2 separate regions of the Homo sapiens genome follow, and region 2 is linked to region 1. A link is a contact called in ENCODE Hi-C data. All regions are on one chromosome and are shown on one strand. Each heading gives the region's core, a stretch centred on a gene start or an enhancer-like site at or near the end of the contact. The rest is flanking DNA. Distances are from core to core; before and after follow the strand shown.

What was found. A loop is a pair of places that touch in the nucleus more often than their neighbours do. Pooled maps may share reads with other maps.
Region 2: a pooled map of psoas muscle shows a loop between it and region 1 (2.3-fold over the local background). The contact joins the enhancer-like site here to the promoter of ZFAND6 in region 1. A Hi-C loop is called at or near these places in 2 of 50 pooled maps.

Annotation. Positions count from the first base shown.
Region 1 is chr15:80,056,137-80,062,503 of GRCh38, reverse strand. ZFAND6 (zinc finger AN1-type containing 6) reads right to left here and starts at 2,828. Exons shown (of 7, transcript NM_019006.4): 1 at 2,695-2,828. RefSeq lists silencers at 2,256-3,125, 2,822-3,150.
Region 2 is chr15:80,372,609-80,378,975 of GRCh38, reverse strand. The region is part of intron 3 of ARNT2-DT (ARNT2 divergent transcript); the gene reads left to right. Among named protein-coding and RNA genes, the nearest start is that of ARNT2-DT, 28 kb to the left of the region's middle. Within about 2 kb of position 2,600, at least 2 of the 41 ENCODE cell types and tissues checked have a DNase peak (open chromatin) inside an H3K27ac peak, as active enhancers do.

The DNA.
Region 1 (6,367 bases), core at 1,579-4,078:
GGATAGTAAGGAGATACTATTCCCTAATTTGTCGCTGTGTTCCTGTTAGCATAATGAAACAGATCCTCGGGAAACACACCTTGTGGGCATTCTCTAATCTAAAACATATTTAAATATGGAGTTAACAAATCCTGAACCACCACACAACTTTTCCAAAAATGTTCCAAAGGATACAAAATTTAATTCCACAGAATAACACCTTGGTCCTAATGCTTTCCCTTAAAGGGTGTGACATTTGACAGGTGTTTTCCTTAATTAAAGTCTGTGCAAAAGTGGAAGGATAAGCTTAGGACAAGTTTCTTTTACATGAGTATGCTAAGGCACAAGAGAAATTTTTAAGTAATTTGCTAGAGATTAGAGGGGAGGAGAGGAACAGCAGAAAGGATAATTTATTTTACATACAATCCAGCGTTTTTTCTACTATACTATTTTTGCATTGAAAAGGAGATACCAAACAGTGCCAGACTTTTTACAATGTGACTTCAAAGTAAGAGAGTCATTACACATAGGTTAACAGGAATTTTGGGTTTTCATGCAAATGTTCAACTAGGTTGAACTAGTTCAATCACTACGGCTATGAATCTTCTATTTAAACATAATAGAGAATCCTAATGTTTTTCATTCATCTTATTTCTAAGTAATTCAATCTATTCTAGTCCTGATTACCTAATACCGTCTAATGCAATCCACATTAAGTATTTACTCTAGAGAAATTCTTGTACTTGTGTACCAAGAGCCGGAAACAAGAAATGTTCACAGAGCAAGACTGCTTATAACAAAACAAAATAAAAAACAATAAAAACACGGTCGAAGTGCCCATAAGTTATGGCAGATTAACATATCATAAAGCAATGAAATAAACTACAGCCACATACTATTTTTATAAAGCTCAAAAGAAAAACAAATTAAATGCCACACAGTTTCGGCATACAAACATATATGATAAAACTATTTTTCAAAAAGTCAAGGAAGTGACATACACAAAATCCACTGCACAGATAAGAAACTCATAGACAAATGCAAGTTTTAGTAATGTTCCAGTTTTGGGTTTGGGGGGAGTCATCAAGGATTTATGATGTTTTTATCTGCTTATACTTTACCGTGTTTTTTTTTGGTAGTATTAAATATATTTTGGTTACTTCTTAAAAACGTTACTGACATATAGTTGACAATAAACTGCACATATTTGAAGTGTAAAACGTGTAAGTTCTGACATATGCATACACCCAAAAAGTTATCACTACAAGATAATAAATCCACCGACCCCTGTATTTTCTCCTGCACATTTGTGATGTCTCCCTTTAAACACATTTTAAAACGTAAAAAAGTAAAAATAAAAAAGACAACTTGTTTTGGAAAGCTAAACGTGCATATTTTGCAAAACATTTCCCCTAGGGCTCTGGAGAAACTATACACAACTCAGAAAGTGCCTTAAAATTGGTGACATGGTTACCGAACAACTAACCTTAAAAGTTTATGGTATTTTACACTTTTAAAAAATCAAATTCCGATTTCGGTTTGAAAGAGGAATTTAATCCTGTTTCTCGGAGCTTCAAAATCATTAATTCTGCCCGGCTTTTTTTTGAGACGGAGTCTCCCTCTGTCGCCAGGCTGGAGTGCAGTAGCGCGATCTTGGTTCACTGCAACCTCCGCCTCCCGGGTTCAAGCGATGCTCCTGCCTCAGCCTCCCAGTAGCTGGGACTACCGGCGCCCGCCACCACACCCAGCTAATTTTTGTATTTTTAGTAAAGACAGGGTTTCACCATGTTGGCCAGGATGGTCTCGATCTCCTGACCTCGTGATTAGTCCGCGTCGGCCTCCCAAAGTGCTGGGATTACAGGCGTTGAGTCACCGCGCGTGGCCAATTCTGCCCAGTTTTTATGGCCCAACAACTTAATATAAATTATCTTTAGGTAACCCCAAGGTCCTAACTTCCTCACAACTGGTTACAACTTCCGAGATGTGAAGGTAAATCATAGCGTCCCAACTGTGTAGGATAGTTAGCACGTGACTTAAAAACCAAGTTAAAAAGATTTCAAACACAATATTCTTTCATACTTTTTTAGGTAGCTAAAACTTAAATATAACTATTTCAAAAAAGCAGACAAAAAATTTAGAATCCTAAGCAAGCTAAACCCAAGCAGGAAAAAAAGAGACCAATTCCCTTCCCGGTGCCAGTCAGGAGTTGGAGACACCGGGCTGCCTCCGGCTGGTTTCTGAAAAACGCCGCAGGTGGAAAAACATCCCGAAGAGGACCTGAGACTCGGAGGAGGCGGGGAACTGACGCGCCCCAGTGTGCCCGGGGCCCTTCCGACCCCCGCCAGCCAACCGCTCGCAACCCGCTCGGGGCGGCGCGCGTCGCGGCCTCCGCGGCCCTGAAGAACTGAGGCTCCCGACCCCAGCGCGACCACCCTGACAGGAAGCGGCCCCCGGCCGCGGGCGCCCGCGCGCCGTCTGAGGTGAACCCGCCGATCTCCGGCCCCCACCCCCGGAGCCGGGAGTCCTCGCCCTCTCGCCCGCGGCCCCCGCGGGCCCACCACCTGCTGCGCCGGCCGGCCGCCCTCCGCTTCCGGCTCTCGGGCGCCGGGAGGGGCCGGGGGCGGGCCTCGCCTAGCTGCAGCCGGGTGGGGGAAGGGAGCAGGCGGGGGAGGGGCAGCGCCGGGCAAGCCGGGCCCCGCGGGCCGCGCTCCTCACCTGGCGGCGGGTCTCTCCGCCTGACACGCTGCGCGCCGCCGCCGGTAGCCGCCGGTGAATGGGTACAGGTAATGCCGCCGAACCCCTGCTTGCTCCGGCTCCGCCACCGCCGGCCCCTCCGTCCGCTGTTTATTAAACTTTTCTGTTTGGTTGTTCGGCCTATGACGCGACCGCGGAGGAGAGCCACTGGATTGGCCGGCTCCCGCGGCTGACGCGCGGGCCCCGCCCGCCCGCTAATTATTACCGGCGCGGGCGGGGCCGCAGGCCGGAGGAGGCGGGGAGAGGCGGGGTCAAGGCTCGGAGCGCACGGCAATTGGCCGGAGGCAGGAAAAGAGGCGGGGCGGAGCGAAAGGAGATGCTCCTCCGCCTTCTGCACCTCCAGTGTCCCTTGCTCCACTGCCCTCTCTGGGGCGCTTCCCGCCGCGGTTTCTCTACCTCCAATAGCTACGGGAAGGCGATTAAGAGGTGCCGCGGAGACTTTAAGGGCTTGGTTATGTAGGTTCAGGTACCTTTGCCACCTCGCAGGGAATGGCGTGTCCCTGTCTTGGACTGAGGCACCAAAAAGAGTTGCACTCCACCTGCCACTTGTGCAGGAAGGAATTCTGAGCTTCTGTCTTCCCATGCAGGCCGGCGCCTCAGTCTGCAAGCGCAAAGTCCGAGCTCAGGGCGCATACTGGAAAGCAGTTCTCTGCCCTGTCCTGAACTGGGACTTGGAAATAGAAGCAAGACGAGAAGCGTGCATGCACACGTGTGCAATACATACATGCACAGGCACAAGCACCCCCAGTTCCAGCCTGTTCCAAAAGCACGGGGTCAGTTCCCACCTGCGTGGTGCACGCTGGGCTGCTGCGCTGGAACTAGGGGTGATAGGCAGAATGGCTCCCCCTGAAGTTTTTCAGCCTTCGTTCGGGCTCACGAGCATCACGAGCAGGAAGTACGTGACACTTTAGTTCGAGGTCATTCAATCCTATTGTGAATGAGGAGTTCCGTTAGGGCATCCAGGTAGGCGAGCCCAGTCCTGAGAATCCTCTTTATTTTAAATGTTGGTATTTTGTTATTCATGGATTTTTTTTTTGCATTAATTTTAATTTTAAAAAATAAAAATGTTATTCATCTTGATCACTTAGTTTTTTGGTGCTCCCTTAAATGTTGTGCCTGAAGTGAGTACCTGTTGAGCATTTAGCAACACAGAAGTCACCTTGGGGAGTACAGTTTAAGTGGAGGACAAAAGCCTGATTGGAATGGTAATAAAACCTACTTGTTAGGCTATTTGTGGGGGTTAAATAACATAATATGTGTGAAAGAGCTTCTTGAACTAGCAAGGTTATGCGTCAAGTCTTACGGATTTTGTCTTAAATGTATTTTTCTTCCGATTCTTGTCCAGTTTATCGTTGTATTAACTCCAGCACCTAACCCAGTTGGATTTTCATATGCAGTTATTATGAATTTGCAGAAATTGGGTTTACATGACCTTTACTGCTTTCCTTTGTTCCAGATTCGTTCTGGGAGATTGAGAGATTATAGTATTGCATTGTGACGTGGAATGCAGACAGACCACTGTCACTTACTAGCTTTGTGCTCTTAAGAAAATTGTGTGAAATGGGAACGAAAACCTACCACAAAGGATTGTTATGAGGGTTAAAAGATACTGCATTTCTATTCACCCAGTAAATGCTATATGCCGACTCTCTGCCAGCCTGTGCTGTAGGTGCTGGAGACAGCATTAAGAAAGATGAAGGCCCTTCTCTCATTGACTTACACAGGGGAAGAGAGGGAGCAGAAACAATAAACAGTATACATACGCAACCTACCGGTCAGTGTACATAAACAACATATTCACAGCACCTGGTATGTAACAGATGCTCAATAAATGATTGTGTATGCATTATTATTTCCAGCCCCATCTTCTTTCCTGTGTTCCAGAGCAGGACATTCACTGTGTGCTTATCACAGCCATTCAATATGTCCAAGGCTTATTTTCCCCCAAACACATTCTTCCTCCTGTAGTCCCAATTTTGGCTAATGGTGACACCATGTTTCCAGTTATTAAAGCTAGAAACTCAAGCTTTATTGAGATTTAACACACATATCATTACAACTTACCCATTTTTAAAGAATACAATTTGCTGGGCGCGGTGACACATGCCGGTGGTCCCAGCTACTCAGGAGGGTGAGCTGGGAGAATTGCTCGAGTCCAGGAGTTCTGGGCAGTAGTGCACTGTACCCACTGGTGTCCACAGAGGGTGGGGGGCACCATCAAGTTGCCTAAGAAAGAGGACTCTGCCCAGGTCCAAAACAGAGCAGGTCAAAACTCCTGTGCTGATTAGTAATGGGATCATGGCCATTGCACTCCAGCCTGGGCAACATAGCAAGACTCTGTCTCCTATTAAAGAAAAAACAAAAAGAAAAATGAAAGAAATTATACAATTCAGTGGTTTTTAGTATATTCACAGTGGTGCAGTTATCACCACAAATCAGTTTCAGAACATTTTGTCACCCTATAAAGAAACCTTGGCAGGGTGCAGTGGCTCATGCCTGTAAATACCAGGGTTTTGGGAGGCCGAGGCAGGTGGATCACTTGAGGTCAGGTGTTAGAGAACAGACTGGTCAACACAGTGAAACCCTGTCTCTACTAAAAATACAAAAATTAGCCAGCCTTGGTGGTGCACACCTGTAGTCCCGGCTGCTTGGGAGGCTGAGGCAGGAGAATCACTTGAACCCGGCAGGCGGAGGTGGCAATGAGCCGAGATCACGCCACTGCACTCCAGCCTGGGTGACAGAGCAAGACTCCATCTCAAAAAAAAACAAAAAACAAAAAAACAACCTTGTACCTATTAGCAGTCACATTCCCCTTTCCCCCAATCCATGGCCCACCTCCACCCCTAGGCAACCATTAAGCTACTGTGTGTCCCTTAAGTTTTGCAAGTGATCCTTTGGCCTCAGCCTCCTGAGTAGCTGGGTCTATGGGTGCAAACTACCATGCCTGGCTAGTTTTGCCTGTTTTGGACATTTCATAAATATGTAGTCATATAATATGTGGTCTTTTGAGACTGGCTACTTTCACTTAGCATAAGGTTTTCAAAGTTCATCGTGTTGTAGTATGTATCAGCACTTTATTTCCTTTTATTGCTGAATATTTCACTGTATTAATATTTAATATAACACATTTATTCATTAATTTATAGACATTTGGGTTGTTGTCCACTTTTTGCCCATTATGTGAATAGTGCTCCTGTTCACATTTTTATCCAAGTTCTTATAGGGACTTTTTTTTTTAACAGATGAGGTCTCACTCTGTCACCCTGGTGAGGGTGTGGTAGCATGAACATAGCTCACTGACACCTCAACTACTGGACTCAAACCATCCTCCCACCTCAGCCTCCCAAGTAGCTGGGACTACGGGTATGCACCACCATGCCCAGCTAATTTTTTTTATTTTTTGTAGAGATGGGGTTTCACTATGTTGCCCAGGCTGGTCTCAAACTCCTGGGCTTAAGCAGTCCTCCCAGCTTGGCCTCTCAAAGTGCTGAGATTACAGGTGTACCACGCCCAGCCTGTTTTTATTTGTCTTGGGTATCTACCTAGGAGTAGGTAGACACTGCGTCATATGGTAACTCTGTTTAGCCATTTGAGGAACTGCCAGACTGTTTTCCATAGAGACTACACCATTTTA
Region 2 (6,367 bases), core at 1,351-3,850, 320 kb before region 1:
CTGTGCCCTTACTTTTTTGGAGTCAGCATCTAAAATAGTCACTGCTTTGCTCCAACTGGTGTCTCCAGTAACTTGATGGGGACAACCTTCATCTTCTTCCACCTGCTCCATTCATGAACCATGTCTCCTTGTCCTGAAAGGACCAAAGGGTTTCAATTTTCTTAAGCTGTGCCTCAGTTTCCTCATCTATAAAATGAGCATAATAGGAGTACGTACCTTAGTTTAAGAGGACTAAGTAGTTTATATGTGACCACATATTAACTGAACTCATTTCATATCTCCAACCACCTACACAACATCTTTATGTCTAACAGAATCTTAAGTTTATTGTGGCAGTATGGAAACCTTGATTCTCCACTTCCCAAACCTGCTCTTCCCTGATGGTTCCTCTTACTGGTTAGTGGCACTGTTGTTCACCCAGCTACTCTGGCCAAAACCTTTGCCTCCTCTCTTTTGCTCACACCCCACATCCAATCCCACAGGAGACTGGACCTCTTCTCGCCTCTCCTATCACAACCCTAGTCCAAGCCAGTAGCCGGTCACCTGGATTGTGCACTGGACATTTCCACTCTCCCTGCGCCCACCCTTAATCCCTTTACTGCTGCCAGAGGGACACTTTGAAATTACTAGCCAGCCCATGAGCCTCTACTTCCAATCTTCTAATGGTCTCCCACATTTACAGTAGAATCCACTGTCCTTACCAAGGCCAAAACATCCCACCTATCTGGCCCCTGGCTGCCTCTCCAGCCTCATCTCCCTCTTCTCTCACCATTGCTTTTTCTGCCTTAGCCACGCTGGCCTGACTGCCTCCAGCTCAGGGGACACCTTGCTGTCTCCACAACCTTGTGCTCCCTGAGCTGGATATCATTCTCCTGATATCTGCGTACTTCACCCATCTCACTTCTGGTACATCTCTCACCCCCTGGATACCTCACCTTAAAATAGTACCACTGGACCCCCTCTGCCATGTTACACTGCTTTAGTTTTCTCATACTTGCTTATTACTCCTGAAACAGCAATTTGTAAATTGTCTCTAGCACCAGACTGTAAGGGCGGTAAGGACAGGGGCTTTGAGTGTCTTGTTCTCTGCTCTGTCTTCAACTCCTAGATGTGTCTCTAACGTGCAGTAGGTCCTTAGTAAATATTTATAGAATGCATGAATGAACCAGTAAGTATAGTGCCTGGCACATGATTAAGTGTTGAAGAAGTGTTAGTAATTATTATGGGCATTACTCACACTGCCAAACTACTTCGTGAATTTTCCCAGGGGTAGGGAACTCCTCATCTTCATATTTTAAACAGAACATCACTTTATTGAGCTAGTACCATAATGGGAACTTTAACAACCATTACTTCATTTCATCCACACATCAGCCTTATGAATAAGTGTTACTGTTCCCACTTTGCACATGAGAAAAAGAAGGATCAAAATGTCAAATGACCACCAACTACTCCATTCAGGATCACTTATACGGTTTGGCTCTGTGTCCCCACCACAGTCTCATCTCAAATTGTAATCCCCAGGTGTCTTGGGAGGGACCTGATGGGAGATGATTGGATCATGGGGGCAGTTTTCCCCCATACTGTTCTCGTGATAGTGAGGGAGTTCTTGTGAGATCTAATGGTTTAAAAGTGGCAGTTTCTCCTGCGCTGTCCTTCTCCTGTCGCCTTGTGAATAAGGTGCCTTGCTTCACCTTCTGCCATGATTGTAAGTTTCCTGAGGCCCTCTAGCCATGCAGAACTGTGAGCCAATTACACCTCTTTTGTTTATAAATTACCCAGTCTCAGGTAGTATCTTTATAGCAGTATGAGAACGGACTAATATATTCACAAAGCTGGAGGAGGGAGTGCTGTGAGTTAAACCCATCAGTCCCAAATCCGTTTCTCTTTCAACCACTCCCAGCATTGGTTCCGGGAACCCCAGGCATGGAGCTCTCCTTCCTCAAGATGCCCATAGCACCTGCTTTTCGTATTTGATGAATCTTGCCTTGCACTGTCATCAGGGGTCTCTCCCTCCGCTCCATGAGTTCCTTGAGAGCCGAGACCAAATCTTACTCCCAGAGCACAGGGCTGGGAATACAGCAGGAGCTCAGAAACATCTTGACTTGGGCTAGTGTGAGGAGTGGGAGAAAAAAGGGGAGGATTGTGTGTGCATGTAAGAGTGGGTCCTTTGCCTCTTAAAAAAGTATCTACTGCAGCTTGTGCTGAATATGAGTGTTTGGAATCCTCAGTATGATCAGGGAGGGCACTCAGAGAGAAGAGCTGGAATGATCTATGTGAGGGTTCCCCATTCAGTGTCATCTGGAGCAAATAGTCTTCCCCAGAGTTTACAAGTATATGCAAGCCCAGGGGACACAAGAAGCCAAGGTAGCCAAAGTTCACCTACCTGCTATGACAGCCCCCTGGGATGAGTCTTCTCCTCATTTAATAAAATAAATTAGGAGGGCTGGATATGCCCTAAAATAATGGTTCCATAACTGCAAAGAAGCTGACTGTAACTCTGCCACCTGTTAGGAACAGGATGTCACTGTCACTGAAACAGAAGACTGAAAATTAGCCCATGCTATATATAAATTAGGAGGGTGGCGGGGGGGCGGGGAACTGGGAACATCTTGTTTTGACATTCAGCAATATTTTCAAGGCTCTCTAAAGAAACTTGGAAGAAAAGAATGTAAAAGAGTCCAGGACCTAAAGGGAAATAAGGACCTGATTTTCAATCACATTTTGACCTGAAAATGAAATCAAGGCCTATATTGTGATGACTTGAGTAGCTTGCTGTCCTACAGCTGCACAATTGAAGTGGTTTCATTGCTGTGAGTACCTTCTGCCACTCACTAGATTCTGGAATTAATCCTCTGCCAGGCTAAAAGCAGAAACAGCTACGGATCTAACACTTCCTAGGAAGAAGTATTTAGCAGAAGCAGTGGTGTTCAATGTGGAGGCATTTTAACACAGGGTTCCGGAAGGTTCATTTGCATCCTGCACTGACCCAGCACAGGGTCTGTAGTGGTCACAGTGGTTGAATTCCCACCATCTATTCCTTACCAAATAATCAGACTAAGCCAGTGGTTCTTCATGAGAGGCTATTCCCCTCCCCTACTAAGGTGACATTGGCAATATCTAGCAACGTTTTTAGTTGTCATATCTGGGGAGGTGCTACTGGCATCTCATGGGTAGAAGCCAGGGATGATGTTTAACATCCTACAATGCACAGGAAAGCACTTCAACAAAGACTTACCTGCCCCAAAACGTTAAGAGTGCCGATGTTGAGAAAACTTGGTGGTCTATGGGGTTTGATTTGCCAATGCCTGCTTTAAGAATGAGTGTAAGACTTCATCCCAGCAAACAGTCTTGAAGCAAAGTCTGTTGGAAGCTATTTGAGAAAGGTTCTCTCATTCTTAAGAAGAACCAGAAGAAACTGTCTCTTTTCTTTTGGCTGTTGCAGTGTTTGAATATGACTTCTGGACCTGTTGTAGCCACTTTGAGTCCCTGAAGGGAATAATTTTGAGAGCAATCCAGCCATATCCAGTAAAGCCGTAGGTGTGCATAACTTGCGACCAGCAATTCAGCCCATAGACATATGCCCTGGAGAAGTCTTTACACAAGTGCACCAGAAGACAAGTACACAAGTGTTCCTGGCAACATTGTAATACTGAAAACTCACCAATATTTGTTTGTGAATAGGCAAATGGATAATTAAATTGTTACATAACTATTAAAAATAAATATTTAGGGCCGGGCGCGGTGGCTCACGCCTGTAATCCCAGCACTTTGGGCGGCCGAGGCAGGTGGATTGCGAGGTCAGGAGATGAGACCATCCTGGCTAACACGGTGAAACTCCGTCTCTACTAAAAATACAAAAAATTAGCCGGGCGTGGTGGCGGGCACCTGTAGTACCAGCTACTCAGGAGGCTGAGGCAGGAGAAAGGCATGAACCCAGGAGGTGGAGCGTGCAGTGAGCCGAGATTGGGCCACTGCACTCCAGCCTGGGCGACAGAGCGAGACTCCGTCTCAAAAATAAAAATTAAAATTAAAAATAAATAAATAAATAGCAGTGACAGTAAATAAATTATGCCTGTGGATGCATGTCACAAATATAAAGTTGAGTGAAAAGTACAAATTGAATTTTTCTCCCCCGGGCACGTCTTTGCTGCAAAGGCCCTGGTGGCCGAGACCAAGGCTGGCTGTTTACGTGAGGCCAGCCTTGCAGGTGGGGCAGAGAGGAGGAAATTTTGTTGTAAGAACTGGGACAAAGTTGGCTTCTGGAACTCCCAAAGAAAATATTTTTCTGGCAAGGGGAATGCAAGGCAAGGCTTCTCTGATGTGTAACTGATAGCCTCAGAAGGTGTAAGGTTAAATAATGATCTCATCAGTATAACAGGAGCTGGACAGTATTAATCAGTGGTCCAATTCAAAATAAAGCCACACTGCTATAAGCAAAGTAATGAAGGCTTATTGTGACCTGGGGCTCCTTAATGACACAGATTTGATTCCCACTTAATGGGCAACTGAATAATGCAGCTGATAGCACAGACCAGTGGGGAAGGCAGACCAGAGGGGTACAGGAGGCTGCCTGGGATGAGGCATCTAAAGGCTGTTATCACATGTCACATCATCAGACCTTGAATTTGCTATTAAACAGCAAATAAGCAAATATGCCACTTACAGAAGACCTTTCCAAACTTCAAGGCATCTACTAAAATTATATTTATCTCTCTTTGATATACCAATCACGCAACTCTAAACTATTTATGCAGAAACTAATCTACATATTAAATTGTGCCAATAAATGTTGTCTTCTCTGTTTACATAAAATGAATTGCAAGTCATTCCCATATGGTTCCTTAAATCTGTGGCCTAAATATATTTTTTTTAATTTCAGAGAAACTTTTATATCTTGTGATCTTTATTCTCAGATATGTAATTTTTTTTCTCACTGCTTATTTTCCTAATGTAAATTTCTCAGTTATTATAGTGGGGAATTTTTTTTAATTGGATAACCTTTGGGAGCATGATGAGGATAGAAAAATGATTGAGTATTGTACACATTATCATTAAATGGATAAACTTCTAAAATCAGGATTGTGCATGCTGAAAATAAGTTTAAAATATTGCAAATTTAAGTATCTTTTGTCAGAACATGAGAAAGTTGAGGGAAAAATAGTGGAAAGTTCCTAAAAGGGAAACAAAAAAAACAGCTTACACTATTAGTGATGACTATTTTCTTTCTGTTACGATATCTGAATCTTTAATACCAGTAGAAATTAGGTTCCAAACTAAAATTGTTCATTATAATTGCTCAGCATCAAGTAATTTTTATGTTGGATAAAGACACAACTCAATTGCTCTCTCTGATATCAATGTGGGGAACAATCCACTATGTTTCTCATTTGGTGTTAATATTGTGGCCTCAGATTTCCTCTCATAATTGCTTCAATAATTACAATCTATACATAAAAACTGAAACTCATTATTTATGAGCTTGTAGTTCTGTTGTATGTGTACAAGAGCTATTCAAAGAATAGTTGAAAAGGAAAACTATGAATAAAATATTATTCTCATGAATTTTTGCTGTGTAGCTTTCAAAGAATGTTCTATGCTTAAGCATGCATAGGGGAATTTTTGTTTTATTGGATTATTTTGGAAACTATATCAGTTTAATATTTTAATATCCCTGCCTATTTTTCTTTGAAAAGGAACCATTTCTGCTTGATAAAATTATTTGCATTTTTTAAATGTTTATCCTTTCAATTTAAGTATGTCAGATCCTTTCCTGCTTGCTTTAAATCATTCTGAAAATATTCTTATTTTATTTGCATGTTATTAAATATGGGTTCTGGTGGGATGTTTGTTTTTTAAAAAAGAAATTGCAGAAATATATAAAAAATTACACCATTTATATAAAGTTTAAAAATATTCAAAATATTATATATTATTTATATAATACATACATATATGATTTTAATATAAAGTACTGCATGGATAAATTAACACCCAGTACAGATAAATCCATGAACAGTGACATAAGTATAATTTTGAGATTTTCAATAGACTTATATTTCAGAATCAGACATATTTCCTAGATGAAAGTTATAAAGGATATGGATAAATAGAAGATGACCAACAGGTTTGTTTTAATTGACATATAAAGGAACCTTATATCCTTTAAATAAGGCAGATTAAGAAAGTGATATTGGGCCGGGCGCGGTGGCTCATGCCTGTAATCCCAGCATTTTGGGAGGACGAGGCAGGCGGATCACCTGAGGTTGGGAGTTCGAGACCACCCTGACCAACATGGAGAAACCCCCATCTCTGCTAAAAATACAAAATTAGCCGGGCGTGGTGGCAGTTGCCTGTAATCCCAGCT